Regions from separate parts of the Homo sapiens genome. Here all the other regions are linked to region 3. The links are chromatin loops, found by intact Hi-C in ENCODE. Cell type or tissue: PC-9. All regions are shown on one strand. Each heading gives the region's core, and the rest is flanking DNA. Links, peaks and the distances in the headings are about the cores only. Region 1 overlaps LPP (LIM domain containing preferred translocation partner in lipoma). Region 2 overlaps LPP (LIM domain containing preferred translocation partner in lipoma). Region 3 holds the start of TPRG1-AS1 (TPRG1 antisense RNA 1).

Evidence for each region. Hi-C counts contacts between places; a loop is a spot of excess contacts. Peaks named below come from ENCODE experiments on the same cell type or tissue, not always from the same donor. Only the 100,000 strongest peaks of a DNase experiment are listed, where the experiment ranks them.
Region 1: a loop joins it to region 3, with 15 times the contacts of the local background. A loop is called at or near these places in 12 of 110 quality-filtered maps.
Region 2: a loop joins it to region 3, with 6 times the contacts of the local background. A loop is called at or near these places in 3 of 110 quality-filtered maps.

What each region holds. Positions count from the first base shown.
Region 1 is chr3:188,876,549-188,886,815 of GRCh38, forward strand. LPP (LIM domain containing preferred translocation partner in lipoma) reads left to right here. Exons shown (of 12, transcript NM_001375462.1): 12 at 1-10,267. Among named protein-coding and RNA genes, the nearest start is that of TPRG1-AS1, 66 kb to the right of the region's middle. RefSeq lists enhancers at 5,817-6,318, 6,319-6,818. In PC-9, for the core only: no CTCF peak of the experiment used is centred there; DNase peaks (open chromatin) are centred at 4,873 and 5,603; H3K4me3 peaks cover 371 bases; H3K27ac peaks cover 1,592 bases.
Region 2 is chr3:188,812,810-188,823,076 of GRCh38, forward strand. All of the region lies in intron 9 of LPP (LIM domain containing preferred translocation partner in lipoma), which reads left to right. Among named protein-coding and RNA genes, the nearest start is that of MIR28, 130 kb to the left of the region's middle. In PC-9, for the core only: no CTCF peak of the experiment used is centred there; a DNase peak (open chromatin) is centred at 4,972; H3K4me3 peaks cover 586 bases; H3K27ac peaks cover 2,498 bases.
Region 3 is chr3:188,942,750-188,953,016 of GRCh38, forward strand. It overlaps TPRG1-AS1 (TPRG1 antisense RNA 1), which reads right to left and starts at 4,890. Exons shown (of 2, transcript NR_046873.1): 1 at 4,530-4,890. In PC-9, for the core only: a CTCF peak has its summit at 4,755; DNase peaks (open chromatin) are centred at 4,972, 5,332, 6,032 and 8,232; H3K4me3 peaks cover 1,305 bases; H3K27ac peaks cover 2,914 bases.

The sequences.
Region 1 (10,267 bases), core at 996-8,995, 67 kb before region 3:
AGCCAGACCATGCTGATGACCTCAAGTAGCACTGACTATTTGACAATAGGGCTGATAATGTAATCGGCTTGAATTTTGACTTAGTAACTTTTTATGTAATACTTTCGGAGAAATTCTCTTTAGGACAAAGCAGAGAGTCCAATTTATTGAGGGATAGATTGTATCTCTTAAAGTGGTCATATTATTATTAATTTTGCCAAAAGAAGAAGAATTTATTGAATATTTATACTATAAAATGCAGTAACATTCTACTTGCTTATTACATTTAAATCCTTGTGTAACTGAATGTTTACATGTCAAGAGGAAAAGCTGTAAGAAAATGCTGTCACAGACCCATCCCTGTGGCATCGTCAGCAGAATACTGCTTGCTTACAATCTTTATTATGCATTCTTATAACATAACCTCAGAGTATCTTTACCAAAGGTTTTTAAAGTAAATCTCTTTTTAAGATAGACTTATTCTTTTATAATAATGAATGTGCACTCATACATATGTAGAAACATTTAGATTTAGAGTTTTTTTTTTCTTTCACAAGGTATAATAAGGAAAGGATCCTACAATATTTTATTCTAGGGTTTCTTAAATATATGATTTATATTACTGTCTTTTCTATTAATCATTTGATTTAAACAATGCCAAGTCACTCTTTTTTAGTTGCATGAAATTTTGCCTGCAACAGAGAGAAAAAGATTGTATTACTTTAATGATTATAATCATACTGTCTGCTGATATAATATCATAATTGTTGTGGTTTAAATACATAAATAGTAGAAAAATCAGAGTCTATAACAGAAAGTTTGTAAAAATATACTGATTTTGAAAAGTATCAGGAATATAAATATTTGGTAATTCTGTGTAACAAGAGAGACATGGAAAAGGAAAAAAATCCACTATATCATGGGCTCTGCAGAACATATCAAAATAGGATTTCTTAAATTTTTCAACCCCCAGACCATACTGACTCAACATGGAGTCTCACTGGCCAAGAAAATTGCCTTTAAAACTCGAAAATAAGGCCAGGTGTGGTGACTCACACTTGTAATCCCAGCAATTTGGGAGGCTGAGACAGGAGGATTGCCTGAGGCCAGGAGTTTGACACCAGCCTGGGCAACATAGTGAGACCTTGTCTCTACAAAAAATAAAATAAAATAAAAACCAAATTAGCCAGACATGGTGGCATGCGCTTGTTTAAAAAAACAAATAAATAAATAATCGACTCAAAAATAAGTCATGTGTCCCAGCATAAGGCATCAGGTTGTTAGATGCTGGCATCTCTGCAGCTCAAAGATGTGGGTTCTTTTTCTTGTCATTAACACATTGTTATTTCTGTAGGAGCAACTTCTCTGATCAAAATTACTTTTCTGGGTATGTGCTGATTAAGGGGGTGGACTTATCAACACTATAATTGTTCCCTATGAAAGATTCCACAGAGATGTTTATGGTGAGGTTTAAAGGATATGAAACTCTACATTTAAACAAGTATTTTATATTTGGGTACAGAGGAAGAAAGAGAGGGCTTTTTCCATGGGGCTATAGTAGAGAGTTAGTGGAATATAGACAGGACTCTGAAAACACAACTTCCAGCCATTTTTTTAGTTAGTAAAAATCCTATTAATGTGAACCAGCCAGGAATAACAGTGTTATTTCTATTGGATATGGTTTGGGCTTCTCTTGTCAAATCTGTGTCGGCTGCCCCCTGATCCTTCCATTATCAAGTTTTGAAGGGTGTTGGGGAAATTATGGCAGCTGCTAGGGAGATCAGGGAAACACTGATGTAACCTCAAAGCCTCTCACCATTCCTCTTGGCTTGGAAAGGCTTTATTTTTTCATATACATTTCTAGAAATATTGCTATTCTACCTTAGTATTTCACATTTGTAGTTCAAACAAGCGATTGTCCATCTGTTGCCTAGAGCTATAGTACATGTGTGTTATGAATGAAATATGACAGCATGTTCCATACCCCTGCTTTAGCCATCTGTGGGAAACCAGCAAACTGAAAAAGACACCTCTGCAAAATGTGCCTCAAGTCCATTTCTTGGGATCGCTCGTTTGGTGCACTCTCGTGGGAGACAATCAGAGAACAACATATACTTGTGCCTTATTTTCAAAGAATCTATTTACACTACTATGAATATTCCACTGAAGAGTCAATGATGTAAATGATAACCACCAAATCTCAAAAATATACTCACCAAAAAGTAAAAAAGTAAAAAAAAAAAAAAAAGAAAGAAAGAAAAGAAAGAGAGAGAAGTCAACTTTTCATCTTAATATATTCTAGTAGTATTTATTTTTTCCTTGTCTTGGAAGTATCTCATAGGTCTTTAAATGAGTAAAACATTTTTATGCCAGAAGGTGATATAATGGATGTTAGTGTTTTTTATTTGATTTTACAGTAGTTTTAGTCAGATAATGAGGACAGAGACTTCAACTTGATTCTTTACCACCATTCAGCATATTTTTTAATTGTCTTCATTGTATTTGCTTAATAGTGGTCCAGACAAGTTCAAAACTTGTTCTCAGTGAGGCATTAATATGGTGCAACCATGAATATTTCAGGCCAAGTTATTCACTTGACAGATAACTAGAATGAAACTTTTCTCATGAGGCTGTTGTTTGGTTAGCATAGCCTTATTTCAAACCTTAAAAAGTTACCTGACTGAAGCTACTATGACTTGGTAAGGATTCTTCCTCTCTTGCTTTCTTCCTCCCTTCCTTTCTTCCTCTTCCTTCCTCCTCTTCTTATTTTCTTTCCTACTTTCCATCCTACCTATTAGTGTTGCTGTACTTGGATTTTTTGTAAATTAAATCAATGCATTATGATTTTAGGGAATTATGATTATATTCATAAGGGGAAGGCTACCAGAAAATATATGTGGCATCCATAAAATCTTCTTTTATAGGGGCATATTTTTTAGGTTGTATTTATTCGTAAAGTGAAATGAGATAATAGAGTCTTTCTGTTTCATGTTAATGAATTTTCATCAGGGACTGAGGTCATAGATTCTTGGAAAATTCATTTGTGACTGATCTAGTTTTCTCAGCTGTATGCAAAGTAATCTTTCAAAGACTAGGTTAAGATTTTTTTTTTAAGTCTGAAGCAATGTAACCCCAAAAAATTATAATTTTAATGATGGCATTTTATTTTATTCCATTGCAGCTTGATAACTTTCCTTATAGCAAAGGAATAACTATTGTATTTTCAGAATTTTAACACAGATTAACACTTAGCCTGTAAGACTAATAATATATTGTAATAGTTGATACTAAAATATTTTTCAGCAGGTTGGACAGCACCAGTTTTTCTTAGATCACAGACTACAGGCAGAATTTCCCTTCAATCCAGAAAAAAGGACACTAATTTCCTTTTCTATTTAATTTTCCTGGCCCTTGTGCAAAAAATTGTGGACTCTATCTTAGTTACAACATGCATGTCCCTTATTTTGTGGAGAGCTGTGTGAAAGATGCGTTTTTTTTCTTTTTTTCTTTTTTTTTTTTTTGAGACGGAGTCTGGCTCTGTCACCCAGGCTGGAGTGCAATGGCACGATCTCCTCTCACTGCAAGCTCCGCCTCCCAGGTTCACGCCATTCTCCTGTCTCAGCCTCCCGAGTAGCTGGGACTACAGGCGCCTGCCACCACGCCCGGCTAATTTTTTTGTATTTTTAGTAGAGATGGAGTTTCACAGTGTTAGCCAGGATGGCCTCGATCTCCTGACCTCGTGATCCACCCGCCTCGGCCTCCCAAAGTGCTGGGATTACAGGCGTGAGCCACCGTGCCCCGCGTGTTTTTTTCTTTAGCTGATTGACAGGTCCCCTTCAAAGTTACAAAAAAAAGTGCTAATTTTTGCTGTTAAATTCTGGTTGTTATTTAATTGACAGAAGTCTCTTGATGCACGAATAAATATCTCTACATCTAGCCTTTGTTAAAAATAAAAATTAATATTCTACAAACACCTACATATACTAGAGAGGGGTGAAACACTGCAGCTAATTCCTTTATAATACTTTCAGATGATTGCATTAAGCCTTTCATGTTATGTGGCATTGTTAATTTTTCCTAGATACCCATCCACTTAAGGGCCAGAGAAATCCTTATTCATTTAACTCTGGTGGGCATTTATGTAACATACCCAAATAAAAACGTTATTAAACAGCCACAATCGCATTCAGTCAACTTGGCACTGAATGTAGCTTCTAAAATCAGTTCTCTACCCTACGAATGGAATGTTCTACCAAGAAAGAGAAGCATCACCATGTCATCTTGTGTTCTACACCACTATAGAGAGTTACAGTTGCCCCCAAACACGAATGCTATTCCCAAATAAAATAGAATCATGCTTTGGGAGGCCAAGGCGGGCCGATCACGAGGTCAGGAGATCGAGACCATCCTGGCTAACACGGTGAAACCCCGTCTCTACTAAAAAAAAAAAAAAATACAAAAAATTAGCCTGGCTCAGTGGCGGGCGCCTGTAGTCCCAGCTACTCAGGAGGCTGAGGCAGGAGAATGGCGTGAACCCGGGAAGCGGAGCTTTCAGTGAGCCGAGATAGCGCCACTGCAGTCCGGCCTGGGCGAAAGAGCGAGACTCCGTCTCAAAAAAAAAAAAAAAAAAATAGGATCATGGCCCTTTTAAAGATCTGAATCTTCTCTGTTATTTTCCTGATGAATCACCATCCCATATCTTCTTAGTCCTGGCCAGTATGTAGTTGCGCTCACATACGTCTATTCTAGCTCTGTAGCTCCACAAAACAAGTCTTAAGTCCAAATCTTTGCCTCTTCATGTCTGATATCACCAACTCATTCAGCTTTTCTTCACTTATTGACATAGTGTCATGTCCTATCACTCTCTGCTGCTTCTTTAAACAGTGGACACAAACATATTTTCTAATTTTCAGTGTACTCAGTGAAACTTGGCAGTTCACCATGAGTCAGGCTAGGTTGAAAGGCTTTCTTTAGGGTTGAAAGTAAACGAAATTGGAATCACCCAAAGAGAATTTCCCCAAAAAACCTCAGACCCAGAAGTGTAAAAGCTACAGAAGGATAGAACTCCCATGTCTACAGACAGTTCTGTTACTTTTTGTTCTGTACTATTTTGGATGTTGCCAAAATCAAATTCATCCTGAAAACAGGAAGCAAGCTAATGCATATGCCATCCATGAGATTCCCACTTCTGGGTCAGTTCATATTCCATTCAACCTTTTCCTTTTATCCTTGTCTTCTTCAGAATAAGACATTTTTCCTCCATATTTTCATATTAAATATTAACACTTTATAGGTTCTACTTTAATATATGGACACTTTACAGGTTATACATAAATATTTGCTGGTTGATTGATTTCGAGATTCATTCATTCTGTGCTCAAATATTTGTACCTAGAGACGTTACATGTTAGAAAAAGTGAGCAGCTTCTTTCTCTAATCATTTAGGAGTCCATATTTTTCTTTTCTTTTTGTTCTCCCAACATCCTTATCTCTTACTCAGCTCTTCAATTTATAATTACCAAATAATCACTGTTAGAGAATCAGCCCCTAAGTAACTTTGATTCTGGCCAACTGTAATAAGATCCAACCACTTAAATCTGTACTTACTCAATAGGAAGGAATGTGACATCAGGAAGAGTCATTCCAGTGACATTAGTAAGACTTTATGGAGTACATAAAATTTGATAAGAAATCTTGAGCTGATTCTTTGACTTGATTTAGAAGTTGAGAAAAGAGTATTTAAGGCACAACAGGGAAACATGGGCTATACTCAGAGAAGACCCTCTGCATTGGCCAAAATATCATGGATTCTGGAAATTCCTTCTTAACAGAAAAAAAAGGCTTCCAAATAATCAGGCTGAATGGGAAGAAAAAGGCATAGAGGAAGCCTGAGGAAGTATTTACTTGCTTTTCCCATCTCTTTATAATTGGAAGAGAAGATGATCTGCCAAAATATAACCCAGCATGCACAGTATGGACAGGAAGCAGCCCTCCATGAACTTTATTATCACAGAATATGAGCATTCTTATTGATCCACAGCTACATCTTCTATTCTTGCAGCAAGGGTACATGTCCTTTGACCCTCCACAAAAGAACAAGCAGGACATCTCTATTTTCCTATTGAGTCTGAGTCCATTATTAGAAAGGACTTCCCAGCCATCTTTTCTACTTGGTATTAAAATTCCCTTACAGATTCATTGCTAAGTGCCAATTCTTTTTTTTTCTTTTGAGACGGAGTCTTGCTCTGTCGCCCAGGCTGGAGTGCAGTGGCGCAATCTCGGCTCACTGCAAGCTCCGCTTCTCGGGTTCACGCCATTCTCCTGCCTCAGCCTCCCGAGTAGCTGGGACTACAGACGCCCGCCACCGCGCCCAGCTAATTTTTTTTGTACTTTTAGTAGAGACGGGGTTTCACCGTGGTCTCGATCTCCTGACCTCGTGATCCGCCCGCCTCGGCCTCCCAAAGTGCCAATTCTGACTCTACTTAAACATCACCTGTATCAGGGAGCTCATTATTCCTTGAGGTCTTACATTTCTTTCAGCACATTTTGTTCCAAGCTACACGACTTTAAAACAGAGCCAGCCTTTGGGGCATATGTTCTCTTTGGTGCCACACAAAACCTGTAGTACATGATACAGTGTTGCTTCCCCCCTCCTTTTCCTTCCATATATATTTGTTTTGTTTTGGGCATTGCATTACTTTTTTGAATTTTTAAGAATCTCTAAAATTAGTCTGAAGGATGTTCTGAGGGCCAGACATTAGAATTTGTGAGTTTTTTTGTTGCTGGTTGTACTTTCCTATTTAGAAGACAGACCGTTCTGACAGTTGTTGTGTAGCTTCATGCCTTCCCCAGTAACTAACCCATGAACAGTACACCCCTTTTATCTGACTTGTTGATAATGACCTTAAAAATGTTAGGAAATGGGCCGGGCGCGGTGGCTCGTGCCTGTAATCCAGCACTTTGGGAGGCCGAGGCGAGCGGATCATGAGGTCAAGAGATCGAGACCATCCTGGTCAACATGGTGAAACCCCGACTCTACTAAAAAAAATACAAAAATTAGCCGGGCGTGTTGGCGGGCGCCTGTAGTCCCAACTACTTGGGAGGCTGAGGCAGGAGAATCACCTGAACCCAGGAGGCAGAGGTTGCAGTGAGCAGAGATTGCGCCACTGCACTCCAGCCTGGGCGACAGAACGAGACTCCGTCTCAAAAAAAAAAAAAAAAAAAAAAGGTTGGGAAATATTGGTGTATAATCCCCATGTCTAACAAGGAAGAAGTCAAAAGCAAAAGATAGTGGTATTGCCGAAAACTCATTATTTCTAGTTAGTTCATCTGTGGAAAAGGATATCGTTCTTGAGGAGAGGGGTTCTATTATGCTATAGTTTTCTATGGAAATGTACAAATGCTTTCCTCATTGCTCTGGATGACTATTTAGTTTAAATAATATACCTTTGTCATGGGGAAGACCATGATTGTGGCTTCTTCTACCCCAACTTTGAATGAGAGAGCACTGTAAGCAGAAACTGCCATCAGTCTCCTGGGCAGGACCTGGAGGTAACTTTCTGAGCTGTAAAATAGTAATTCCTAAGAGAGCTTACAAACTGCTTCCACACAGAAAATAGCGCAGGGAGGACAGTTATTAGTACCCCTATTCTAGAAGAGAAAGCTGAGGCTCAAGCCATTAAGTGACTTGCCAAAAGCTGTGACATAGCTGGGAAGTGGCAGATTTGGGGATATAACCAGGTCTTGCAAGTCCAGTGCTGTCTCCAAGTAGCCACGCTCACAGCTGAGAACACCTTAGAGGACAATATCGACTTCTTACAGACTACCAAGCCCCCAGTCATCCAGGGAAATTCAGAGACCAATTGACTGCCAGGTGGCAAATCCACATGTGTACTGCGGTCTTTAGAGATCATTTAGAGCTTGCACACATCTGTGTCTTCTTGTGGGAAACCTCTAGGTATTCTGTCTGATCAGCACTGTGAGGAAGTTGGTGGGAAAAGGCCACTGATAAGAACAAACAATGGGCAGAAGGAAGCACATTGCAATAAATTTCCCCAGAGAGAGTTCCTTTACATTCCATTCACCAAAAACCTCTCTGGAACTGTCAGGTTCAGAATATCAACCAAGACCATATCATTTAGAATTCATTGGCATGTAGAGGTGACTCGATTCCTAAAAGAAGCCTCTCTCCCATGAACCACGATGTACGTTCCACAGAGGCAGAAACCGCCGTAGGTTAGCAATGCATTTTAGTCTTTCTCTCCATTCACATTTACTGAGAGCACACCACGTGCATGTTGCTGCAACAGGCATTTCCGATAGAGCCGATCCATGAGCTAACAATGTCTGAAAACAAATGTTATGGAACTGTTGGCATTTCTGAGATTTGGCCTTTGCCATTTGATAGACTTTGCTTCCCAGGATGCTGTCATTTTGTGATTTTTTATAATTACAAGGAATTTGGTACCATGTTGTTTTCAAAAAACCTCCTAGAAAGTCTCCATGTATGCTCTAGAAGTTGCTCTACGTAACAGTTCAGCAAGCAAGTGTTCCTTCTCTTGAGCTGCGTCCCTCAGGAAGCTGTACCTTTAGGGTGTGCTTTCCACTTTTTATTTCCTCTCATTTCACTCCTTTCATTGTTTGCTATATCCTAAAATATGTGAAGTGAGAGAAAAAATATCATTTCTTCTCATTAAATCTCCTGCATTAAATCTAAGAATCCTTTAAAATAATCACACCTGATAAGTGTTTTATGCATTTCCCTCCCTGGAGTGTTATCATCCATCAAGCCAGTATCATCATCCACCTGCTTATTCCTTGGGACTAATGAGAGCCAAGTTAAATAGCAAATGACTTCTCACCCCTTCCTAGTCCTCATGCCTGAGGAATAAGGGCGACATTAATGGGAGCGGGAGAGTGGTGGCTTTGGTTGAGATGCACGTTCACAGACTAGAAAAGTGCCTCACCTCCATGGTGTATATGTGCCACCTTTTCTTAATCCAGTCTATCATTGTTGGACATTTGGGTTGGTTCCAAGTCTTTGCTATTGTGAATAGTGCCGCAATAAACATAAGTGTGCATGTGTCTTTATAGCAGCATGATTTATAATCCTTTGGGTATATACCCAGTAATGGGATGGCTGGGTCAAATGGTATTTCTAGTTCTAGATCCCTGAGGAATCTCCACACTGACTTCCACAATGGTTGAACTAGTTCACAGTCCCACCAACAGTGTAAAAGTGTTCTTATTTCTCCACATCCTCTCCAGCACCTGTTGTTTCCTGACTTTTTAATGATTGCCATTCTAACTGGTGTGAGATGGTATCTCATAGTGGTTTTGATTTGCATTTCTCTGATGGCCAGTGATGGTGAGCATTTTTTCATGTGTTTCTTGGCTGCATAAATGTCTTCTTTTGAGAAGTGTCTGTTCAATACTATGCAGCCATAAAAAATGATGAGTTCATGTCCTTTGTAGGGACATGGATGAAATTGGAAATCATCATTCTCAGTAAACTATCTCAAGGACAAAAAACCAAACACCACATGTTCTCACTCACAGGTGGGAATTGAACAATGAGAACACATGGACACAGGAAGGGGAACATCACACTCTGGGGACTGTTGTGGGGTGGAGGGAGGAGGGAGGGATAGCATTAGGAGATATACCTAATGCTAAATGACGAGTTAATGGGTGCAGCACACCAGCATGGCACATGTATACATATGTAACTAACCTGCACATTGTGCACATGTACCCTAAAACTTAAAGTATAATAATAATGAAATAAAATTAAAAAAAAAAAAGAAAAGTGCCTCACCTCCCTGTGAGGCTTGATGAATATTGTGGCCAGTGAGTGGAAAATGATTCTTGTCGAATAGACAGAGTATTCCCACCCCAGGAATGGATTAATAGAAGACACAATTTGAGCACTTCTCAGAATTATCTAGTATGCCTGAGTAGAGACTCACATGGGTGGAATCTGTGTTGTCTCATCAGAGGGAATAAAAAGACAATGAGGTGGTAAATGTGAAAAAAGCAGCCTTTTAGAAAAACATTATTTTCAAATACCTTTATAAATCATCTAATTTATCTTCACATAATATAAAGAAAAAACTAATAAAAATTTTCGTATTTCACTTTACATAATATGTTCTCCCATATTTAGGGATCATACAATTGTATTGTCTTCAAAACACACACACACACACATACACACACACACACACACACACACACACCCCTTCCAAGAAAGCTGATCCTTCAGAAAATAAATCTTATTTTTAAGCAC
Region 2 (10,267 bases), core at 1,189-9,188, 130 kb before region 3:
TATGTGTGTGTGTGTATTATATCTAAGAAATTTTACTCCAAACATCTAACATTCTGGGTACGGGTTTGATTTGGGGAAAAAATTACACTTTTTTTTTTATCCTTTAGCTTTTCTCCTTAAAAAGTATCAGTGAGGGCAGGGAAAGGGAAGGAGAATGGACCCAAACTAATAAAAGGATTGATCAGTGATTATGAACAAAATATAGCTTCTGTATTTCCACTCACTCAGTATGAAGTTTGCTATTATTTTCCCCAATTCCTGGAGCCAGTTATTGCAGCAAATTTAGCATTTGGAGCTTATAGACTCATGCTAGACAGACACATATAGAATTTACGAATCGAATTAGAAAAATGGTCTTTGAATAATATAAATTGTACTCCATGTATATTTTTATATATGAATGAACCTACTGGACTCCAGTGAGATTAGCAAATACCTTAGCTATTTCATTGCAATAAAAACCATTTTTCAGTCACTCATGTCCCTCTGGGTTCTTCAGTGATATTATTTGATGTATGCTTTATTCTGTGCCATTTATTGTACTGAGTATTTTGCATGAATGATCTTATGTAATCATCAGTAATCTGTTAAATCAGTATCATTATTATTCTTGTTTCATTGATATTGAAATATAAAAGTAGGTTATCATAAATTAAAAGGCTACGGGTAGTGATAAAATTTTATTCCAGGTAGTATCTCCAGAATATGAATTCTTAATCACTACTCGTGTTTATTCATTCCACATGTCACTGAATGCCTACTATGTCTAGCAAAGTTCTAGATTCTCTTGTAGTTGCATTACTCAGTTATTGGCTAGATAACCCTAAACACTGCAGAAAGCTGCACTCTGCCCCCTTGGGATTGCCTGGCTCCATAAGATTATTACCGTTGCTGAGTTTGGGGACCCACTTGAGCAAATCTAGCATACTTAAAAGGAAGTTTTTATTCTGGAGAAGTTTTGTTAACAAAACATCTATTGGCTGGGCAGAGTGGCTCATAACTGTAATCTCAGCACTTCGGGATGCCAAAGTGGGCAAATCACCTGAGGTCAGAAGTTTGAGACCAGCCTGGCCAACATGGTGAAACCCTGTCTCTACTAAAAACACAAAAAAATTAGGTAGGTATGGTGGTGCACGCCTGTAATCCCAGCTATTCAGGAGGCTGAGGCAGGACAATCACTTGAACCGGGGAGACAGAGGTTGCAGTGAGCCGAGATTGTGCCACTGCCCTCCAGCCTGGGCAACAAAGTGAGACTCTATCTCAAAACACAAACATACACACATACATACAGACCCACACACACATACAGACACACACACACACGTCTATTTAGCATCTGTCCCAGGCAGTGCTTCTCAATAGCATGTTAATAGATGCTAAAGGACCTTTAGTTAGGAGGTCAACTGGTCTACCTCTGTCACTTAGTAGACAAGAAGGTTGCCCTAAAATATACACTAAGACAGTATGCATTACAAAAAAGCCACAATAAGGACATAGCTTAGGAGAAATGTTATGATCTCTCTTCACCAGTCTCCTTATATGACACTGGTTCAATTCAGAAGTAGAGGTGAAGATAGTTAATATCCTAGGAATAAATGTTAAATCTCCCTTCCCCTTTCCTCACAGTATTATAGTCAATTCTCATAAGGAAATGGCCCTAAGTTACAACATTAAGCTTTTCTATTCACTTCTAATAACTGAAATTCCGCCCAACTGCCTCCTCACTTGAATTCCATGTACTTTTTTTCCAAATAAATTAAATGACTTTCTCTAAGTCAAATGCTATTAAAATTCTTGTTGTTCCTCAAACTCTGCTTTCTTGTAGTATCAGGTTTATTGTGACTTGAATGAGACTTATTTGTAAATGGATGTATTTTCCATTCCATCTTGCTCTTGCATACACACACATACACTGAAATTCAGACTTTTCTGCTAGCTCTTAGAAAACAAAAGCAATGTGTGATTCATGTGTCACCCACTGTGGGAAGTTGGATGTTGCATTGCATTTGTCTCTCAGTCTTAAAAGTCAATATGGCAAAGTCATTAGCGGCAGAGCCCAGAAGATATCCCTGCCCATGAGCTGTGGAGATCTGGACAAGTTACTTTACCCAACTCCAAGACTCAGTGAATGCTCTTATCCGTAAAATGGGGACAATGATAATATGTCTTCCTCCCTTTGGGTATTTGATGATTAAATGAGAAAACACGTCACACAGTCAATTCAGTGCTTCGCGCACAATAAAAGCTTAATAAATACTAGTTATGATTATGTTTAGCCAACATGTGTTGGCATCTGACACTAAATAAATACTTGTCCAATGGAAATGACCAGAATTTAGTGCCCCTAACACTTCACTGTAGTATTTGCCATATGGATAAGCAATCTTTATTATGCTATTTGGATTTAGTTCCAAAGCTAACCCCACCTCCTTATATTGAAGCCAGCTCCTAGGCCACCTGGATAACTTTTCTGGCATTTCAATGAACACACCAATACAATACAAGCATAATTAGACTTTCTGGATTTTAGATCTATTCTCAAGTATATATTGTATAGAGAACCAAGATGTTCAAGGACTGTAGAGCCAGTTATAGGTTTGGTTTTAAAGCACTTCATCTTAGACTCATTTCCTTTCTGGCTGATGTTAGTTAAAATAATATAAGCCTGGGCTTAAGATTGTATCTCTGAGTGAGACAAAATAATAGATGATTCTATCTCCCTTTAGAAAAAAAAGAAAAAAAAAAAGCAGCAGCAGCAGTAATTGACTCTTACGCTTAGGCAAGAACTCCACAATGGATTTGTTGGGGAAAAAAAAAATGTTTTCCTGCTTGTATGTGTTGGTTTAGATTTTCTGTTGTATGTGTGTTGTGAAAGAAGACTTTGGATAATTATTGCGATTTTCCAAGCAGCTGGTCTTCCAATGGCATTGTTACAGGGTCAGTCTATTTTCCTTTAATCTGACCATAATGTCATAGAACACTGGCTGTTTCTTTGGCAACTGTTCAGGGAAGACTAGCTGTTTTCTCTACCTCAAGCCAATGGTGGACTGCAGGCAGGTTCTCCTGCAAGCCACAGGGAAGCAGTTTTCATTACTGGGGTCTTTGTATCAACAAATCACTTATTTCACTGTGATTCTGTTGAGACAGGATCCGAAAGTAAATTTCATAAGAAAAAAATGATTATACATCAAGCTCAGGTGACTTTAAAATTTTTCCTTTACATTGAGTAAAGTTTCTGGCCACTTTTGACCTTTTTTTTCAAATGACATTATTGATATGAAATCAGAAACTATAACTGATAAACTACAAACTGCTGTATAGACACTTTTCTACACAATGGTCATTGCTTTTATTCTTTATCTAAGCCTGAATTGTAAGGCTTCCTTCTCTTTTTTTTTTTTTTTTTTTTTGAGATGGAGTCTCGCTCTGTCGCCCAGGCTGGAGTGCGGTGGCACGATCTTGGCTCACTCCAAGCTCCACCTCCCGGGTTCACACCATTCTCATGCCTCAGCCTCCCGAGTAGCTGGGACTACAGGCGCCCACCACCATGCCCGGCTAATTTTTTATATTTTTAGTAGAGACGGAGTTTCACCATGTTAGCCAGGATGGTCTTGATCTCCTGACCTGGTGATCCACCTGCCTTGGCCTCCCAAAGTGCTGGGATTACAGGCGTGAGCCACCATGCCCGGCCTGAATGATTCCTTCTCATCTTCTGGGAGGTTTTTCTGACTTGCTTTCTCAATTCCACTCTCTTAGGCAGAGCTTATACCTCCCTTCATGTATGTTACATGTACATGTATTGAGTCAGTGCATCCTCCTAATGAAACTTTTCCTGAGATCTCTCTTATTTACTTTCTTCCTTTTCTGAAATTCTCTGCTATTTAGATTCAGTGCCAAAGAAATTGACATTTTTATTTACTTGCTGAGGAATAAACAGAACTCGAAAGGATTTGGGAACCCAAGACCAAGTTTTATGAAATAACTAATCTTGTCTTCCTAAATACTATAAAAATCTTATATAATCCCTAATACTTAGCATAGTGCTAAGCACCGAATAGGAATACAAGAAATATTGCAATGATCTGAATTGCTTACAAAATATTGACAACAACTTCTTCATTGGTAAAGAAAAGCTGCTTTTGACCTTTTTTTCTTCCTCAAGAGTAAGTAGTGAGAAGCATAAAGTACCCAAGAGTTTCTTTGCCTTTTTGATTGTTGCATGGAAACAAGTATTTGCAAATAATTAAGATGGGAAAATTTGGCTCCTTGAAAAGGCAGGACTGCTTTCAGATATATTTGAAATGAACTTATACAGAAGCCAACATGGTTATCAGAGCAATTGGGTCTATTTCCTATCATCTCTTCATGATATCTTGTAAAAATGCCCTGTGTTGAGAGCACTGGTGATCATAGCAGTGGGGTTGGAGTAGAATCTGGTGCGTTTCTTCCTCTACAGATCTCCTAATAGCACTTGCCCTGTTTTCACAGAGCCTTATCAAAGTTTGATGTAGACTCCAGTGTGTAGTAGTGGGCAGTGACCTACCAGATGACCTCTTTGAACAAGAGCTAGTTTGAGCCAGTGTATAGCTCTGAATCGATGGAAGATCCATTTTCAAATTTCAAAAGGGCTGTTAAAACACTTAGTTCTGTATTATAGAGATACACAAATGGATATAACAAACTGGATGTCTCTTCTGCAGCTGTTTCAATTCGTATGCCATGTTTTCTATCCTTCTTGCTCCTGGCAATTTTCTTTCCTGAAGCATATCACACCTTCTTACATTTGACAAGCATTTTCACAGCTACTGCCACTCCCTGCTGCCAAACAAAACCCAGCCCTGTTTGAATTCTTGAGGGCTGAGGGATGGAGAGGAGACCTGTTTGACTTTGAAATGGTTTTAACGTCACTTTGTATACAGAACAAAAATGGAAAACCAGATCCTGTGTTTGTCTAAAAACTAAAATTTCAAAACCTAACCTGAGGTGGAGAAACAGATACTACAGGGCAAGGAAATGTCTGGGCTCACCGCAAAGGAATGCAGCAAGGGAACCACCTGCAGACACCTGTTTAAGAGTTTACGTTTTTGTTCTTCCACACGATTATTATCTTAGTATCTCAACTGGCTATACATGCTTTTAGGAAAGTTGCAGGGATCATATTCTAAGGCGTATCAAATATGTTCAGAGTGCAAGCATGAGCAGAATCTCTCCTCTCTGCTAGTGAGGTCCTGTAGGTCTACAAGTTACTAACTTCAGGCTTACAGAATGTTAGAAGTAACGGGTGCATATCCTGTAATCAATCCCGGTATTGAGCAAACAGGCACAAATGACACCCAGCAAGAAAAATGACTTGCTCAAGACACCACAGCAAGTTCATGGTTTTCTGAACTGAATTCCAAGTTTCATAACTTCTAATTAATCCTCCTTTTTTTCCCCCAGTACAGCTAATATGCTTTTTGTGAATAATAACATATAATAGGTGTAATCTGTCAGAACTATTTAATAGTTGATAGTATGTATCCTCAGTTTATTGAGGTTCAAGCTCTTCTGAGTATTATAATACTTTCTATTGGTATTTTCTCTCTTGAGCTATTCCCTACCTTGAATCTTTCAGACTAGAGATTTCAGAAGATTACGTAGTGTCTGTGACTTCAACTACACATGGATAGTCCACAGGACTCTGGACTTTCACGGTTCCATGTCAGTTGGACAGGTGTTACTCTAAGGCCCTGCAAAAATATAAAGTAGTTTGAGAATCACTCTCCTGTTAATCTTCAGTAAAATTCTGAGCTATTTATATGTGAGATTGAGAGGCAGCTTGGTAGGATGGAAAGAGTTTAGACTTTGTAGTTCTACTGCCCCAGGTTTGTATCCCAGCTTTATTTCCTAACAGTGTAGCCTTGGGCAAATTGCTTAACCTCTCCGAGGCTCAGTTTCTTCAAATAAAAAAATGGAATAAGCCTTCCCTTGCAGAGTTGTTAATATTATATGAACGTTATATATGTGAAGTGCCCAACTCCTTGCAAATACCTAATATACACCAGCTTCCTTCCCAGGCTTTTGCTGGTCAGATCTGGTTTCCACTTAACTTTGGCTGTTGGAAGATAAGATAATTTATTATGAAGATAATTGTCTGGTAATTGTCATGAGAATTCAGTTGATGATAATTGAATGATTTGTTTACCTTTCTGTCTAAAGAGTTGCAACTCATGGGGGTCGTGTGTGTGTGTGTGTGTGTGTGTGTGTGTGTGTGTGTGTGTGTTACTTACAATGTTTTTGCCATCTCTTCCTGTATGACAGTATTTGATTAGTCAGGTCTTAAAATGCTAAACACTTTATCCTTTTCTTTTAATTTCAATTTTAGATTTTGGGGGTACATATGCAGGTTCGTTACAAGATTGTATTGTGTGATGCTGAAGTTTGGGCTTCTATCGATCCCATCATCCACACTGTGAACATAATACCTGACAGGAAGTGTCTCAGCCCTTTCTCCCCCTCCTTCCTTCCTTCCTTTTGGATTCCCAAGTGTCTGTTATTCCCATCTTTACATCCATGTGTACCCAAGTTTTCGCTATAAAGAAAAAAAAAACCCTGAATACCTATTGCATGCCTCACTGTAGAGGCTACAGGATTCACAAAACAAGGCCCCATACCCTGGGCATTGATAAAAGGAAGGAAAAATGTAGCTTTCAAAAAAATGAAAATTGACTTTGTTGAAGGGTATTGTAATAGAATCATAAAACTGAGTGAGGAAGGAATGTATTCTAACTACACAATTAGGGAATACTTTGTGGAGGAGGTGGGTTCTGGATTTTGAAGACGGAGTATGATCTTTGACAGATGGTGTTCGGTGGGAATGAGGAAAAAGAAAGGTGAGCTTCAGCCAGGGATTGGAGGTGGAAAAAATGAACACATGGGTGGCGATGATTCAGGCAGAGGGGCAGGAATGTGAAGGAACTAAGACATAAAAGTAGAAAGACAGTTTAGGCCTGGTTTATGAGGGGGTCTTTGAATGGCAAACTCACCTTTGGTGGTCCACGGGAAGGTTTGTTAGAACTGCAGGAGTGTGCCCAAACCTATATGTCAAGCCACTAACTGCCAGCCATCAGTTTGAAAACCGAAGCAATTAAGATCGCTGTCCATCTTACCTGAAAGGGAAGCTTTGCACTCTAACTTGAAGTAGCCTAGAAATTTCAGAAGGTTACATAGTGTCTGTGACTTCAGCTACACATGGATAATCCACAAGACTCTGGACTTATTTTCACTGTTGTGTAATAGGGTTAGTTTTGTTTTTAGCAGATTCTCCCAAGGAAGTGTGGTAATCACATTTCTCAAACCATTACATTAACTGCTGTTAGCAATAAATTATTGCTTATGTGCTAAAAGTCAAAAAAAGCTTTTCCCCTTTGGAACTTCTTTACTATACTCCCTGATATGTTTTGCTGTCCTAGAAACTGGTGTTTGTGTGTGTGTGTTTGTGTGTGTATGTGTGTGTGTGTGTGTTCAATTGAGTCAAGAACAGAGGAGAGGAGACTCAGGCTGAAAATGTCAAGTTATTTTGAGTCAAATATTTGTACATTTACTTTGGAAGTTATCACTAAAAAACAAAAAGTGTGTGTCTCTTTGTGTCTGTATCTGTGTGAATCTGTGTGCACTCATTGGTATAAAAGGAGGAATACTCTTCTCAAAAGTACACACCAATGTTCTTGTCCAAAAGCCTACTTTCATATATGTGAATGTGAATTCCTACATTCTGTGTGTTTGCTTCTCCTCACTATAGCCCATTTCTAACATATCCCAACTTAATTTCCTAAATCTGTCCTATCTACATACCACAAAGTGCTTAACTGAGAAATTAACTTCTGTGTTACAGATAAATGGAAGTTAGATTAAAAGGATAATACATTTTCATTTTTAGTGTTCTTAAATAATCCTTTTTATTGTAAATAAATATAACGTTAACTCCGATAAGTCCAGACTACTTCACTGAGTTCACCACCGAAATGTTTTCACAAAATCAGCATCGTTATACCTTGGCTTTTATAAGAAGTTAGTATACGAAACTTGTATAGGAAAATGTCTCTGTATTATCTATGAAACTGTTAATAAATATGTTTTCCATCATGTCCATGTCATCGTTTACATATACGAGATGATTTCCTCTTAGAATTCATTCTAAACTTCTTTAACAGAAATTATCTTTTTTTGATTCATATTCTCCCTTTTGTCCTGGTTACCAGACAGCACAAGTGACCATCATGTTTAGATTTCTGATACAGTTCTCTCTTCCATTCCTCTCTGTAGCCTCTGATTTTTTTTTCAGACTTCAGTTGGAAAAATCCTAATGAATGTAACTTTTAGTTACAGGTTGAATTCTTTTGAATGTGTATATTTAAAATAAGTAATGCACATAGTTAAAAAGAAACATGTTTTTAAAACAGTGGTTCTCAATTATAGCTAAATATTTAGAATTATCTGGATGGTTTTAAAACTCTGATACCCAGGCAGCATCCTAGATCACTCAAATCAGAATATCTGGGTTTGGTCACGGACATCAGTATTTTTTTTTTAAAGCTGCCCAATGTCATTCCAATGTTAAGATTCATTGTTTTAGATATTCTTTATTATGATGTTCATCATTTTTACAGAAACACATTTCCAAAAGGATAAATTTCAAAATCACCTGTAAACCCATAATTTATTATAAGTCACTCTTAACACCTAAAAATAGCTAACCTGCTAACCTTTTTCTTTTGCTTTTTCCTTCTTCTTTTAAACTAAAATTACAATAATATATGTGCATATATAGTGAATGTATTCATTTATATATTAGACACAATTTACATATTTATGCTTATATATATATGGCATACATGTACACGTTACAATATGTGTATTTGTTTTATTCCAAATCTGTTTTATTCTCAGAGACATTTTCCCATATCTTCCCAGATATATTTTCTGAGAACCTGGTTTTTAATGCTTGTATAACATTAATACTTGTAGTTAGACCATTTTTTTTACTCATTCTTCTATTCTTACATATTAATGTTGCAGACAACATCCTTAAACAACTTTTGTGTGACTAATCCAATTTTTTTCCTTGGGAATAAATTATGATCTATTGATTTATTTCTATGTGGGCTGAATTTTGTCCATAAGAATGAAAATGGTAGCCCCCTAAGATGCTGTTTGCTCCCTGATATCTCATTTTTCTCTAGAATACGAAGGAATGGCTGTTTTCTGCTCTTCCTAAAGATTCAGGATGTAATAATATACTGTCACAGGTTTCAGAAGCATGGGACCTTGGCACCGAAAGGGTCTCTACTAGCTAAGTTGTCTTGGAAATGAGTGGGTCCACTTCCTCTTCTGATACAGGAAGAACAGGGAGGTCATTAAATGATGACGGGGCTCTTTGAAGTGAAATGAAGCAACATTGGAGGGTGTAGCATGTAAAAACTCTCTTCTCGGATACAAAAAAAATTGAGCTACTTGGGCTAGGAGAAGTGAGCCTGGATTTGGAGGCTTAAGGTTTCAGGAAGGTCTGAGACAAACTTAAGAAGAAATGCATCAAGAGGGTTGGAAGGGACAGACGATTGATGAGAGCACTGAAATTCCAGTGTGATTTGGGTCACCCGTGTGACATGGCATATATTTATGGGATACCTGGAAAATAAGGGAGAAACAAGACATCTATCTCTGTCACACTTTGGGGAAGTATACGATTAAGTTCCACACTCTGTGGTGGAAAGAATGTCCTGGAGGCCCCCAGTCTTTCTCACTGTGATGCCATGCTCATTTGATAACCTCATAAACACATTTCTGTTCTTATTGCCTTACCCATTCTGATGCACTGATCATTTTTTAGGCCATGTGAACAGGGCAGAGCTTGTCATTATGCCTGGGACATAGTGGGCATTCAGTAGGTGTTTGTTGAATGGAAGAAGCAGGCACAATCACAGCTTTCCCTTCTGGTGATCTGCTTTATGATACAATTTCCAGGAATGCATTGTGTCTAAAATTGGGGACCATATGTACAGGAAATTCTTTCTTATGTCAGTGTGAAATCCCTCCAAAGTAAATCCCCCTTTATGGTTTTTTATTGGTGTTTATTCTTTTTTAATACAGAAAACTGTAAACTTTTTATTAGGGCAGGTTTTTTTGTGCAAAAGCCTTGTCATGGGCTAGATGACATTTCTTTTCCTGTAGAGATACTTGGACATTTTATAATTCAATTACTTCCTTCCAAAAGCCATATTTAGAATTC
Region 3 (10,267 bases), core at 1,474-9,473:
AAAAGATTCCACCTTCCATTTCCTTTTTCCTCCCTCCTTCTTTCACTCTCAACCTCAACAGAGGAATCTACTCTCCTGAATTTAGTGGATATCATTCTCATGAATGTTTTTATACTTTCACTCCAAACAAATGTATCCACAGCAATTTATGACCGAGACTATTTCATGATATTTATTATTTTTTATAGTCAGAGGAAGGAAGACTCATCTGTCATCTTTAGAGGTCCTAGATCCCTTATAATCTCAATTCCTTCCAAATGGATTTTGCTTTAATCCTGGTTTTTATGTTCTTTCTCTGGTGATCTACTTACCCAGTTTTATTTCCTCCTAGCTAACGTCTTGTCTTTATTTTGCCAGAAATGGTAGCTTGAACCCTCCTCCTATGAATTGGCCTTTCAGAGGCTGTGGTCTGCTCACCTTAGGCATTACTCACCCCAAATCCCTGTAATCTGGCCCCTAGTTAGTTCAACCCACCTGGCTCCTGCACCTGGATCTGTGAGTGGCCATAGCTGCTCTTGTCAGACCTGACCTGTCTGCCTCAGCATTCCAGCACCAACGAGGAGGTTCAGTGCCCATCCTGCCCTACCTGTCTGTTTAGATCTTCCATGTTTGGAACGTAACCCCGAGAGAGGACACATCCGGGGAAAGCTGAGACAGTGCTGGTGGAGATTGATGAGTGTGAGGATGATGATTGATAATAGGCAACATTCTTGAGTAATATAATCAAAATGGTAAGATCTAAGGTGTAACACAATACATTCAAAAGGTTTCCTTCAACATAATAGTAGCTGATTTTTATGGAGCACCTACTGTATATCAAGTCTGTGCTAGGCACTTTATATCTTATTCCTTCTTAAAAATAACTACTTCACAGATGAGAAAGCTGAGGCATACAGAAGAAATGTGCTACTATGAAAATATTATGAGATTTAGAATAAGGCAGACTTGGGTTCAAACTGGCTCTACTACTTGCAACTTACACAGCCTTGGGCCAGTTTCTTAGCTGTCCTAAGCCTGGCACAAAATAAATGCTCAGTAATGATGACTATTGTTATTGCAGAAGATCTGGGTTCTTGCCCAAGCTTACACAGCTAATGTACAGTAGAACTGGGATTTAAATCCAGATCTGCTTCTCTAAAACTACCCTCTTTTCAGAGAAATATGAGTTCTCTCTTAAAGAAGTTGTCATCATGTATGGAAAGAGCACTAACATTAAAATGAGAAGGCTTCATCCCTTTCTGCCATTCTCCATCACTTATGTGATGGGCAGCCATCAACAAGTCATTTCCTCTCTCTTTTTCCTCAGTTTTCTCTTTTATAACATGAAGGAGTGGAATTAGGTAACCTCTAGGTTCTGTTTGTTCCAGCCCTGGAATCCTGTCCCCTTGTTCAAAAAACATAGCACTAAATTGCCTTTCCAAGTGGAATGACAAAAGGCAATGACATTCATATTTTAAAGAAGGCCAGGATAGGACAGTTGGCACAGCTTCTATCAGCAGTTTGTCCCAAACCCTTAACAATGGAAACCAATTGGATTTCTTTTCTGTTTCCCAACTTGAGCTGGGAAGGGAGCCAGGCCATAGAAGGCTTTAGAAGACAACAAAATCAGTTGCCTAAACTCATAGCTCTCTCGGGCAAGTTTCTTTGCTTCTCTCTCTCTCTTCCCTTTCATCCTTCTTTTGTTTTTTTTTAGAGAGGGAAGACTAAAACCAGAAGATGGGTAATTAAGATAACTAAGAGATAGAGAGTCACAGGAAGGGTTTTATTTCAGCTCAAGGTTTCATTTTTTTTCTTTCTTTTCTCCCCAGTTCTTTCTGATTTCATTTTCTAAAACTGCAGCACATATATTTGAGGGATCATTAAAGAAGTCCTGCATTCCTGCTCAGTGAATTTTAAACTCTTCTACACCACCCTGGGCTACCTGTTTACTGAAGTTAAAGGTAGGAACAACCTTCTTGGAGAAACCTTTGTCCACGTTTGGATCACTGTGGTGGTCCTCTTGGCCTTGGGGTCAAAGAAGCATTCACTTGCTCATCAAGTCTTTATCGAGCTCCTACTATGGATGTCACTGTGGTAAGCCCTGGGACAAGTAAGAAAGGAAAGGCTCCTGTTCCCATCTCTCATGGAGTTTATAGGCCAACGTAAAAGATGAAACACAAGTAAATACACAAATACAACATCTAGGAGGTGCTACAAAGGAGCTATGAAGCTACCCTAGCTTCTGCTGCCTCATAACTGGCCCCAGAGCAAAATTTCTCCACTCATTATCATCCTGAGACTGTAGCACATCTGCCCTCCATGTCATCAGAGAGACTCACCTGGCCCTGCTGAGCTTGCCCTGGCTCCCTGGGACACCTGGTCTCCTTGCTTAGCTCCCAGTGTGCTTTCTCATTCTGCCCCTGCTCATTCTCCGCCGGCACTATGTTCTCTGAATGCTGGCAAGCTTGCTGTTCTCTAAATCCTCCCTTTCTTTTCCTGCTTTTGGGTCTTTGCTCTTGCTGATCCCTTTATCAGGAACTTCCCTCACCTCTACCTCCACTTGTCCAAATGCTACCAATTCTTCCAGGATCTGTTCATGCTCCTTTACCCTCACTGCAGCCATCCTGAACCCTTCTCCCCACCTTGGGGAGTATCTGCTTGTTCTTCCCTGGTGCTCATGGCATTTGGTTTATTGTGCTAATCAGAGCGCTCATCATCCACTGACTGGTATTACACAGTTACTTGTGTATCTGTCCTAGGCCCTTACCTACTTATCTCCAACCTAAAGGCATGTCTATTATTTCTGCATCTCAAATAGAAGCAGACACAGTTAATGCAAAACCATATTATTGAATAAGTGCTCAGTAATGATGACTATTATGCACTTGAGACTGGAGACCTAGGACAGAGACAGGAGCATATCTGGATTTAAATCCCAGTTCTACTGTATGTTAGCTGTGTAACCCTGGGCAACTTTATTTATTAATAATAAAGTATGTGAGCAATCTTATATCACTGTACAGAGTGCTCATATATGTTATCCAGCTTAATTCCTAGAACAACCCTGTGTGAGAAGAACTACTGAGTGCTGACACTAGTCATAGTGCTAGACTCATAGCTGAATTCAGATTCCAAATTAAGTAGCCTGATTGTAGATACAACCATTCACATGCGAACATTTTGCTTTTTTCCTGGCTCAGCACTGCCAGTACTGCTTCTTTGAGGTACAATTATGCCCATTTTACAGATGAGAAAACTGAGACTTAGAAAGCTTAAATAATTTGTCAGTATTGTAAAACTACCTATCTTTGTTATCAGAGAAACATGACTGTGACCAACCTAGGTATATACAATTTTCCACAGCCATGTGAAAGTTTTATGACTCTTTAACATTTCTGGTTGTCTGCTATGCTCGGTGCATTGGGCTGGCTGGACCTTGTATATGTTGGGAAGAAGGAGGACTTACAAAGACTAAGATACAGTCTTTGCTTCCAAGAGGTAAATAAAAAACAACTAAAATATTCTATCATCCACACCTATTCCCTCTCCCTTCTTTTTTCAGCATGTTACTGGATGCTGCCTCTTTATCCATCTGCCCTGGTGGAGATCTTGAGGTTACAGGAATAGCCAAGAGAGACACAGGCAGAGTTAAGTCCAAAGCAGTCAGCAAAGGTGGGGAGACATAGATGGGTCCAGGTGGTAAGTAGGATTGGCCTTGTTATTGGAAGCTGAATGTAGTTACTGGACTTGGAGATTTCGGTTTCTAGAGAAGACAGCAGCTCTCCATGCCCAGTTTAATACTGTGGATTAGCGTGGGAGTGGCCCCAGACCCACAGGCAGAAAAGGCCAATGGTCAGAGTGGAGATCCTCAGGACACTCCAGGTGTCTGAGGGAACGTAGGTTTATCCCTCTTTATTACTAAGTGGATTGCTGCTCCCCCTTGCAGGCCAAAGCATGAATACTGGACATAGCCCACATCGAGGGTAGAGAACTTGGTTTTGGCTCTCAAGTCGACCACTCATCAGCAGATGACTGTGAGCAAGTCACTTCCTCCCTCCAAGACTCCATTTCTACAGGGATTCCATAAAATGGGCATAAGAATTTTCACTGTGCTCGTATGGACTGGATTAGGCCATCATGTGCATTAACACACTTGGCTGTGAGCACTAGGTGCAGCCAAGATGCTGATGGGAAAGAAAAGTCTAGGTTTTGCCCCCTGCGTCGTTCCTCGTGACAGGATTATGCTGAGGGAGGGCACATTAGATTGACTCACACATACTGAAATGGTCATAGTTATTGAGGTTACCCAGTTTCCAGGCCTGAACTAGTAAACCCAGCAATGAGAATCAGCCAGCATTAGCAAGTTTTCCGTGTGGGAGTGGGGTGGGGGTGGGGACTGGAGGGAGCAGGCGCTGAACCAGGAAAGGAGGAGGATGCTCATCATTGGCTAAAGATCCATGCCTGGAAATTAACGGCGTTAAAGTGAGACTTGCTTCAGGTTCCAACCCGGTAAGGCAAATGGAGAGGCTGTCAGGAGACCAGAAGTTTACCTCAGCTATTGCACCGACGCACCACGTGCTCTGGTGCACATCCACCGCCTCTTCCTGCCTCAGTTTCTCCTTTTGTAAAACAACAGCTTGTAAAGGCCTGGGGATCTTCTCATCCACGGGAGTTTTCTAAGGATGCAGGCGAAAGAGGTAGGAAAAGTACTCTGTCTCTGTCCTGGGTGTTCGGGATCAAGGCCTTTTGAACCAATTCCGGAATCCGCCACCGGGCGGTGGTAGGAGAGAGCCAGAGGATTCGTCAGTAAGTGTGCGTGCGTGACAGAGGGCTTTTAAATAGATCGCTTTGTATCTAGCACGGTAGCACCTGCTTCTAAGCTTCCAACGGCAGCTCGAGCAACGCGATCATTCAGAAGCGGCCGCTTTCCATTCACGTCTATAATTAGCGCGCAGGCTGCAGCTCAGGCTCGAGCTGCAAAGCGGGGCGGCGGCCTTGTGGGCGGGGCCACCACCTCCTAGCCCCGCCCCCTTCGAATTCCACCTTCCCAGCCCTTCCCAGCCAGGAGCCTCCTGCAGCCTCCTCCCCACCCCCACTGTCTGTCCTCGCCCTGGTTCTGGGCTTCGCTCTCGGCGCTCCAGGATTCCTGGACGACAGGGCCCAATCGTACCCTCACTCTGGGATCACTCTTGTGCAGTAAATAAGCACCTTGAAAGATGCATTCCAGGAGGGCAGCTATATTTAGAGTGGCATCCTCCTCTCCTCCCCGCACGCTCCTGCGTCCCGCCCTCTCCCCTCCCCGCCCCGCTCCCCGATGCCCCTCCCAGCCACCTCTCCCTCTTTGTCGCATTACATAGTAATCTGAGATGCACTGGATGTGCTCCAGGGAACAGAATGTACTTGGCAGAGACGCGGGGCTTGATGTCTGCAAAATGTCGGAAACGCAGCCAAGAGCTGCTAACTGGGTCATTAACCTCCAAAAGCAAAGCGAGGACTGTAAGGCCCGCTCTGCCTCCCTTCATCTCGCCAATAAAAGTGCCTCAGTGTGAGGGGGAAGAAAAAGCCCAAGGTTGACTGCTTTGATTTCTAGGCACCAAAGGCAGGCCCGTCCTCTCGTCCTGGCCCAGGCCCCAGCCCCTCCGGGCCAGCCCCTGCGCCACATCAGAGTTTACAAGTGACCTTTGAAAGGCTCAGCAACCCCGCAGGGCCATGCTTGCGCCTCAGCAAAGAAGTTACCCAGCAGCCGTTCCCTACCGCACAGCCTTGGACACATTTTCTTGGGTCCAGGAGGAGTTAAGGGAGTGGGGGTGAGTAGGGGTGAAAGGAGAAGGTTCCAGGTCCTTCACCTACAGTGAAGGGCTCTGCTGTCTCTCCCCTCCTCTGCTTCTCTCCCTCTTTTTCCTCCCCCTCCTCTTTCTTCTTTCTTGTCTTCCTCCTCTCCCTCTTCCACTTCTTTCTGAGAGCAGGCTTTGAGGTAGGTTCATGAATACATGGCCTGGGTCCAGGGGATTTGCATTCAAGCCGCTTGCAGCTCTGTTACTTGCTATGTGACCTTGGGTGAGTCACTCATTTCTCTGCTTTTAAATTCCCTTCTTCTCCATTGTTCACCACAATAACACCTTCCTGACATACATCACAAAACAGTGAGGCCAAATGAGAAAGTCTTTCCCTGACCGCCTTGTCTTTCACCCCTCTGAAAGCCCTGAGGTCCAAAGTGCCTCTGGCCTTGTGTGTACTCCTGGAAAATAGGAATACAAGTGGTCTCACCAGAAAGATTCAAACGTTTGAATGTTTTCAAGGGGATAGCCCCTAAAATCCACCCTCTTCAAGTTTTCTAGCCCTGTGAGGTTGCCAAACAGACACTTCCCCCTAATGCTCCAACCCACTTCTCCAGTGGCTAGAGAGAGAAAGTGACCGGTACAGAAACCAGAAGAGGTTGTGCAGTTCCTCAAATGAGACTCCCTTCCTTGTTGGAGGGAAGACAGTCAGCCTGGTAAGACTAGCAGCAGCCCACGAGATGTGGGTCTGAGCAGTCTCAACAAAAGTCCAGGATGAGGAGAATGGAGATTTGTGCAGCCATGCTGATAAGAGGAGGAAAGCTCGCTCCTGGTGCTCTCTAGGAAATTAGAACCAAGCCCAGCCTGGCATCAGCACCCTTCCTGCCTCATCTCTCGTTGGTCTTACCACTCCTTCCATGGCAGCCACATCAGATGGGTTCTGGCTGGTCGCGGTGCTCCATGGACGCCTCCTGCTTTCCTGCCACTTGGGCCTTGGCTGAGATGTCTTAAAAAATTTTTTAAACTCATCAGAATTTGATGGCCTCTATTTGGCCTATCTCTGCCACACATTCAAATCTTTCACATCCCTCAAAACCCAGCTTCAATGCCATCTCCTCTATTTAGATGTCACTTCTTTCTCTTTCAGTCTCAGTACACCCAGCCAGCCTTGGGTTATGCCATTTTTGTGCTTGCTAGATCCCTCTTATGCCATAGAGATTTCTCTGTGGATACAAACTCTGCTGTTGATCTCAATACTGATGGCTAAGGTATATCATAATACATCATAAATACATCCTGGTTTGCCATCTCAGTTTATGACTTTGTCTTGGTATAATATAAAATGTACCTTATGGCTAAGGTACATCATAAGGTACATCATAATACATCCTGATTTGCCATCTCAGTTTATGACTCTGTCTTGGTATAATTAGTTATTAATAGGTCCCTCCTTCACCTTGAAGTTTTTGGGTTTGGATGATAAATTATACAGTCACCTTACTGAGGGTCTCTATCCAAGTACATGGTACATTAGCAGGGGCTCAGTAAATGTGGCAAAGTACCTTAAAGGGCATTTAAAGGATCTTTTATACCCAGGTCACTGGGGCTCTCAGCCCTACCCTTTTCACTCCTTTTCTGGAGGCAGGCTACCATTTGTTCCTCTTCTCTCAAGGACTGCAGAATGACCTATGACCACTTTCTTTTTGACAAGCCTTTCCAGGATTTCAAAATGCTCTGACCCAACAAGAGAAATCACTTACCACAATCCTACCCCTTCTTCTCAGCCCCTAAACAGTAGAACAGCCACTGGATATTGGAAATAGGTATCAGACACTAGAGAAGGTCAGAACACAGCTGGTGCGATATATCATTTCCAGCCTCAACTGGACTTTTGGCCTTGCCCAATTTCTTTTTTTGTTTGTTTGTTTGTTTGTTTTTGTTTTTGAGATAGAGTCTTGCTCTGTCACCCAGGCTGGAGTGCAGTGGCATGACCTCGGCTCACTGCAACCTCTGCCTCCTGGGTTCAAGTGATTCCCCTGCCTCAGCCTCCCGAGTAGCTGGTACAGGTGCCCACCACCATGCTTGGCTAATTTTTGTATTTTTAGTAGAGATGGGGTTTCACCATGTTGGCCAGGCTGGTCTCGAACTCCTGACCTCAGGTGATCTGCCTGCCTCAACCTCCCAAAGTGCTGGGATTATAGGCATGAGCCACTGCGCCCAGCCAGACTTGCCCAATTTCTTTGACAGTCCAAGTTTTCAGAATTGCCTCTATTTACACAGTTGCCTTAGGAGAGGATCACAACTTGGAAAGCTTGAAGCTTCTTTATTATAAACTATGTAGTTAACATTCTAGGTTCTGTTCAGAGGTCAGAAAAGATAAGGTCTCTTGTGCTTTTTCATCATAATAAAAAACTTACTCAAAAGTCAGCCTGTTGGGGTGAGTGTTTGTTGACTTTTTAAACAAGATATCAAGCATTTGGAAGTAACAGAGGCAATACGCCCAGCCGTGTGAATGGAGCTCTAGCTTCAGCATCAGGAAGCCTGGGTCGACGTCTCCTCCTCTGACTCATTGCTTGCTGAAACATGAATCATATGCCCTTTCTCAGCACTGGGTCTCACTTCCTTCATCTCCCCTATAAAATGGGCGTATTTGCCATTCCTACCACACAGGAGGGGGCTGAGGCTTTCAGAGTCCTTGCTAATTACACACAAAAATATTATTAAAAGTAAAAATAAGCCATAGTGTGATTTTGACGCTCTGAAGAGGCACACGTGGAGGGTATGCGAAGCCATTTTATGACCTTGCTTCGTTTCTGGACATCCCAGTTCACTGAGAACAGGCTCTCAGAACGTGGGAATGGGCAGGAGAATCCATGTTGAGATGGAGATGCGAATGAGTCTGGTCTGTTTACGTGGGAGCAGGAGACCTTTGAGGAGATCACTCGCCAGCAATCAAGAAGAAGAACATGGAGACTGGGATGGAAACCCAAATAAGGCTATTCTGTGGAGGGCTCTGATGCCAAGGCTGGGGTGTTTGGACTCCCTTGAGGGTTATGGGAGATCAGTGGAGGTGACTGAGCAGGAGCATGGCACGACCCACAGTGTGTTTCAGTGAGACACTGTTTCATGGAGGGGCAGAAATGGGAGCTGGGGTCTGTCACCTTGTAAGCAAATGGCAGCTCCCCTCTGTCTGAGCTTCAGTTTCTCATCTGTTAAATAGATGGGTTAAACAGCAAATTGGTCTAATATGCTGTGATTCTATACTAAAGAACATGAGGAAACAGCTTGTCATATTGACGTGTGTGTGTGGAGGGTGTGTGTGTGTTTGGGTCAGGGGAAGAGGTGGGAATGCGGTAACTGCTTTGTTAGACACAAAGCCAAGTCCAGAGACCTTGTTCTTTAGGGAGGAAGCCTGAGCAGCCTCACGATCTCTAGCAGGTCTGAAGAACTTTCTGGGTATCTTTCTTTAGGCCACAGCACAGCACATCTGCACTTTAGGGCCTGGCCAGCGACCTCTGTCTAGACGTGTCTGCTGTCTACTTCCTAGTTCAGCTGAGAGAGCTAATATTTGAAAAGACTGGCCAGGCGCAGTGGCTCACGGCTGTAATCCCAGCACTTTGGGAGGCCGAGGCTGGCGGATCACCTGAAGTCAGTAGTTTGAGATCAGCCTGGCCAACATGGCGAAACCCTGAATCTACTAAAAATACAAAAATGAGCTGGGCGTAGTGGCAGGCACCTGTAATCCCAGCTACTTGGGAGGCTGAGGCAGGAGAGTTGCTTGAACTCGGGAGGCGGAGGTTGCAGTGAGCCGAGATCATGCCCTTGCACTCCAGCCTGGGTGACAAGAGCGAAACTCTGTCTCAAAAACAAAACAAGACAAAACAAAACGAAAGACTGCATAGGGGTTCTTGCAAACTAGCTATTTCTCAAGATATTTCAAATCTGTCTGTATCTTCCTATTAAATTTTCAGGAAGTTTTATATCAATGAGGACTACATGGCTTGGAGGCCCCAGAACTCTATCTTCAAAGTACAACTTGATAGTACACCTCCGACACTTACCAAGGTTTGCTGTAACATTGGTACATAGAAGAGCCTTTATTATAATGGTGTTATAAAGATAGCATCTGTTAAGTTGCTTTATATAAAGTTTCAGATGGAAAATTCATCAGTGAACTTATATAGTAAAAAAAAAATCATTAAAAATTTGGGTGGATCTACTTAGGTTTAAGTATAACTGCATTTGTGCTCCTGTTTTATAGTTGGGTTTAAAAATACTTGTGATTTTTATTATAAGCTTCCTCATATATCTTTTCAAGTAGGTTTATGTAAATAAGTAAGTAAGTAAATAAATAAATAAAGGTTCACTTGGACCCAAGTTAGTGCACGAAATGAAGAAATAAATCCACTTACGAATGGTGAACTGACTGAAGCCCTCCTAAGATGTTAGTTCAGGCAAAAGATCCAAATTTCAGAGCATCACAAGAGACAGCAGATTCCACTGAAACTATT